2 separate regions of the Homo sapiens genome follow, and region 1 is linked to region 2. A link is a contact called in ENCODE Hi-C or POLR2A ChIA-PET data. All regions are on one chromosome and are shown on one strand. The core of a region is the stretch at or near the end of the contact, and the rest is flanking DNA. Distances in the headings are between cores, read along the strand shown. Region 1 overlaps PROX1-AS1 (PROX1 antisense RNA 1). Region 2 holds the start of PROX1 (prospero homeobox 1).

Region 1 (2,700 bases), core at 201-2,700, 53 kb after region 2:
TTTTTTTCAGTGAACATATTTGGAACAAAATGGGGATTTGGCCTATCAATATCTATCAGGATCCCTAATGGTTATCAGTAGCTTTGGTCTTAAGGACAAATTTGGTCTCACAACCATATAGACACGTCATTTGGAAGCTATGAAAATGATCATGTAATTTGCTGAGAATTTGATAATAGGAGGGAAAAGAGGCAATTTAGGGAGTTTCTATAAAGCCTCAATAGCTACTTGCTAGTAGATAGACATTTTTAAATGTCAGGTTGGGAGAAATTCCCAAGCTCAACTTACCATTGGTCCATCAGGGATTAATTTGAGGGCAGCCATCTTTGCTTTTTCAAATCACTAAATTTTCTCTGGAGAAGTAAAGATGCAATTACCTCTCTTTGTAGACTACAGTCTTTCCATGGTCAGATCTACTAACAGACCCCATCCACAAGGGAATATTGGTGACACCTGGGAAATGTGGGTTGTGTTTCTAAGTACCGAGAGTGTTGAACTGGAAGTTCTTTGCAGATAGGTTCAAGGTCTACATAGCATCATCCTTCTGACTCTAACCTGACATCATCCCTAGCACAGCACCATGTTGTTTGCTGCTCTTTGCTGCTAACCATCACCTCAACTAGGGCTGGACATCATGAAATGATTCAATGAAAGCATGATGCTTCTTTTGGGAAGTCCTTCTACCACCTTCTTCTCTTTTCCACCCATAGCTACTCTCTTCTTGTTTCCATAATTACTTGCATCAAATTTTTTCATCTCTCTTGGAAAAAATATTAGTGTATCTGCTTACTAGTGGGTACTCCCTTTGGGAACTCTTTTAATATAGGGAGGCTAGGTGGTGGTGTTTCTTTCTGGGTCTTTATGGTTGAGCATGCTCACTGCTCAAATAAAGATCTGAATGAATGCTGGCCTCCTTTCAGAACCCCTCTTAAATGCTTTCTACTGAACACATCCTTCCTTTTCCTAAATGGCACTTGCACATCTTGTGAATATCTTGTCTTTTTTTCTCTTGATTACCCCATCTAAGTGGAAATCTGTGATACACATGGCAACCACAAAAAGAATTCTCACCTGCTAAGAAGGTCTGGCAGGTGGTCCCAGTAATACCTTTCTTATCTAGGAAGTAGCTCAATTATTTTCACCTCTGACAAAGTGATAAACTTCAGAATACTCACCAAAGCAAGAGGATAGAGGGAATGGAACTGCTAGCTCCAGCACCCCAATGTGGAGTAAGTTGTCTGAACACAGCCTCGCTCTCTAGCATAAATTCCCCTCTTTCTCCAAAGAGCCACAATGGCCGAGGTGTTGGCATGCAAATACTTGCAAAGTGAAAATAGATACACTTCCACAGCTCCTCATCCCTGGCCTCCAGTGGACAGCCTGCCAACCATGCATGCTTGTTGGTTTGGCACCGAGACAAATGTTCCCTGGAGCATAGACTGAAACCACCAAACTGATATCACACGGGATGCCAGCCAAATTCTGACCTTGCTCTCTGTAGGTGAGTGGCTGTGGAATTAACCTGTGATGGTTTCCTGCTCCTGCCTGGTTGGTAGCCTGGGTTTTTCTGTTTGTTTTTTCTTTCTTTTATTTTTTAACGCCACATTTGAATCTTGTTGTTCTCCCACTCCACTGGTATCTACGAGCCACAGACCACTCTCTTGGTCTTGGCTTGTTGACAGTGGGCAGCTACTTAGTTCCAAGAAATGGGCAAATGACAAAATTCCTTCTTGCCATGGGTCTTCTCGCCCCTTGAGAGGGAAGGGCCACCAATAGACTGCTCTAAAATCACACCCAGGTGGCGGGGCCTGTGGTCTGGCATCGCGGGCATCTGTGATTGCTGTCTGTTCCTTTTGCATCCTCTTCTTCTATTTTTCCCTGCTGCTCCAGCTTCTCCCATCCCCCTTTTCCGTTTCCAGCTCTTATGTATTCAGTGCTTCCAATAGTCTAAGTTTTTCATGAATTCAGGGCTTTAATTTAGCATGTGGGGTGCTGGCTCTTCCAGCAAGCTGCTTTGGTCATTATTTCCAACTTGAGGGGATAAAGAGGCAGCAGGGTGCAGTGGGAAGAGTCGGGGCCTGAAGCCAGAAGGCCTCGGGTACTAGTCCCAGCTCCGTTTCTAACTAGCTGTGGGACTCTGGCTGGGACACATCCTGGCCACGGGCCTCAGTTTCCTCACCGATGGGATGACGAGTTTGGATGAGAAGATTTTGAATGCTTGTCTCGTTTTATCATTCTATAGAGCTCACTGGTGATGTGAAATCTGTGTTGGGTTGTGCCAGTCTCACTTTTGTTTTTCTTTTGAAAAACTTTATTGTTGAATGGATGTTAATGAGGAGATGCGAGAAGAGTCCCTAAACAAGATTTCTCAAATGCAGAATATGGGGTGGGGGGAGGAATCTATTTTTAAAAATCACTATCTAGAGGTTTATAGCCTAGAAATAAAATTCCCCTTCCTATCATAAAACGTGAGACAATATTTTCCACCAGGGTAAGAAAATGATTCAAGTGGCATTTGTTGTTTTCTGAGGATCCTATTTCTGTACTGTGGCATAAGCACATAGAATGGTTCAAGTAAAATTGTACTTTTGGAAGGAAAAGGTTAAAGTTGGCTACTGATATTCATCAGGAGATGGATATTTAATCTTTAATCTCTTGTCCTAGGCCTCTACTCTGGATCAACTCATTATCCCGAATAAA
Region 2 (2,700 bases), core at 127-2,626:
CCGCCACGCGACCCCCCGAGCCTCCCGGTGCCGCCTTACCCTACTCAACTTGACCCAGCCCTGGGTCCAGGAGCTCGGAAGAGGGGCGCCGCGCGCGTTTCCCGGGACCCATCACCGCTCCCCTCCAAGCCGGATTTCCACAATTCGGCTTCGACAGCGTTTTGAGACGAAAGTAACAGAGCGCCCCCCCACCTCCCTCTCTCCTCCTCCCAGTTCCCGGTCCTCTGCTGGGGTTAAAAAAGGAGAAGTGAAAGGTATGCAAATGACAAGCAAATTGGAAGAGCCGGGAAGAAAGGCAGCTATAATAAACAAGACAAAGAGAAAGGACAAGGGGACCGGCCCCGGAGTTTTAGCCTGGGGAGATCGGAAGGATGGGGTTTGGCGGAAAGCGGGGATCTCCACGAACAAAAAAGCGACCCGGTCCCTCTCGCGGTCCTCTCTCCTGAGAAGAGAGAGCAGGAGAAAGAAGGAAAGGGAGCAAACGCCTCCTCACACCCCAGAAACAGTACACAAAAGGTGACAAGATCAGCGACAAGTCCAGCAACATCAGCCTCCCCCCCATCGCCACCGCCACCCCCAGCCACCAGCAGGAAAGAGAAAGAAATAAAAGCCAAGAGGATCACTTACTCTTAGGAACTGGGAGGAGCGGAGCGCTGAGTTCCACGGAGGCTCCCGCTTAGAAACTGTTTAGAGGCTATTTTATTATGATTCATTTGAATAACACCATTTTCTCCTGGGGGGAATAATGTTTACACGGGTCTGAGTAATGGGAGGCTCTTTTCTTCCTTTCTCATTCAAGAACAAGACAGTGCAAGTGATTCTGGAAAAGGGGAGGGACTCACGAGGGGAAGAAGAAGATACTTACGCGGTGCAGGGAGCAGTGGGACCGAGCCTCTCTCTCTCTCTCTCTCTCTCTCTCTCTATCTCTCTCTCTCTCTTTTTTTTCCCCCGGCAGAGAGAGGAAAACACGCGAGTGCACACACGGTGATATCTTGCGGGTGATGAATATGATAATTGGACAAGGGACGGTGAGTCTGTGCGACAGCGAGCGAGCGAGCGGGGCGAGTGGGAGAGGGAGAGGGGAGAGAGAGGCGGGAGGGGAGGGGAGACGAGAGAAGAGGAGCAGGGGAGAGGCGAGGAGAGGGAAGAAGAGGAGAAGAAAAGAAGAGGAGCTAAGGGAAGAGGAGAGAGCAGGAGAGGAGGAGAGAGAAGAGCGGGAGGAGAGGAGAGAGCAGCAGAGGAGGAGAGAGGAGAAGGGTAAAGAAGAGAAGAGGAGCGAAGCGGAGAGGGAGCAGGCGGACCCGGCGAGAGCTCTTTTGCGCCGCTCTGCTTTCCCCGGCTGCAATGGTGTATTATTTCAGAGCGCTCCCTCAGCTGAGGGCTCCGCTCCACAACAAGATTTACTTTAAGACACAGCTGAAGGAAACAGGAAGACTGCACGTCACAGTCTATCTGACGTACCCGGCCCCAGCACCCAATCGCGAGGCGCCTTCGGATTCAAGGGGGGATAGCAAGGCAAGAGAACTTGGGAGGAAAAAAAAATATAAAAGGGGTGGGGGTGAGGGGCTGGGAAGAGAGGAGGGGAGAGGGGCCCTGCGCTCCCCCTCCCCGGCCTCCATCCCCGGCCCCCACCCCCACCCCCACCCTGCCACAGCTTCGGGACGACTGGATCGCCGCGCCTGGGCCGGAGCGAGCCATCTGCGGGCACTATGCAAAGCGGGAGACGGCGCGAGCGGCGCCCGGCTCACACTAGCTCTTCCAGGACGCAGGTCTTTTTTTTTTTTTTTCTTTTTCTTTTTTCATTTCCCAGATACAGCTGATCGAGTTCGCCGAGTGGCCGAGCGAGTGAGCGCTCCTCCGACTTGGGTGGAGGAAGGCACGGAAAAGTATACGGGAGAAAAAGTGGGGGTTTTAGGGGTGGGGGTGGCATAGGAGGAGGGAGGGGGGGATCTGCAAATCATTCCACTTTTTAAACGATCATAGGTAGTGTCAAGGATACGTGTCACCCTTGGTTCCTTTTAAAGGGGAGGTGGACAATAAAATACAGGTAGGTTTGGTATTAAAATAATAGGTGCCAGAGGTTTCACATCGGGTCCGCTGCATCTGTTATTAGACGAAGATCAACATTGGCTGAGTCCCAGTTTATCTCCAGTCCAAATTATCAGGAAGAGGAATATTTACCCTTGGTTACCTCTGACATTAGTTGGATTGTAGGTAAAGCAGCCTTTAAAAATATATATGTTGCAAACATCTGGCGATTACCCTTCACTAATTCACTCGCCCCAGAAAGACCAAAGATAGCTGTTCAATACAGGATTTACACAGTTTTGACGCCTGGGCAACAAACTTTAAAGTTTATTAGGCAAGAAATTTCAAACGCATAAATCGCAGGCTCTAAAATAAAGCCCTAGAAAATTTACTTTGGTTTGACATTTCTTGCTTGAAAAATAACCAGCAAAATTTCTTTAGATAATGTGGCTCTTAAAGATCTCCTTGGGCTTTGCAAGTTACAAATGCAAGCGAGCCTCAGCCGCAGCTAGAACGTCCCTTTCACCGGGCACAGTAAACGGCTTTTAATAAAGCAGCCGCGTTTATGACCTAAAGATCCTATAAAAGCTGGGACTTGCAAGAGCTGCGAAGCAGAAACATTCATACATAGTCTATTAGACACTCATTTTTGTAAGTAGGAGGAGGACAAGT

The links. A loop is a pair of places that touch in the nucleus more often than their neighbours do. ChIA-PET counts read pairs that join two places held with the same protein, here RNA polymerase II (POLR2A). Pooled maps may share reads with other maps.
Region 1: a loop to region 2 is called in a map of thyroid gland, with 3 times the contacts of the local background. The contact joins the enhancer-like site here to the promoter of PROX1 in region 2. A Hi-C loop is called at or near these places in 6 of 168 maps with a recorded cell type or tissue (HCT116, cardiac septum, heart right ventricle and 3 more) and 2 of 50 pooled maps. POLR2A ChIA-PET finds 5 or more read pairs at or near these places in 7 of 52 experiments (A673, BJ, H1 and 4 more).

The regions. Positions count from the first base shown.
Region 1 is chr1:213,933,566-213,936,265 of GRCh38, reverse strand. All of the region lies in intron 2 of PROX1-AS1 (PROX1 antisense RNA 1), which reads left to right. Among named protein-coding and RNA genes, the nearest start is that of LINC00538, 10 kb to the right of the region's middle. Within about 2 kb of position 1,450, at least 3 of the 41 ENCODE cell types and tissues checked have a DNase peak (open chromatin) inside an H3K27ac peak, as active enhancers do; they include thyroid gland, where a contact is called at or near this core.
Region 2 is chr1:213,986,649-213,989,348 of GRCh38, reverse strand. It overlaps PROX1 (prospero homeobox 1), which reads right to left and starts at 1,376. Exons shown (of 5, transcript NM_001270616.2): 1 at 866-1,376. RefSeq lists enhancers at 1-495, 496-999.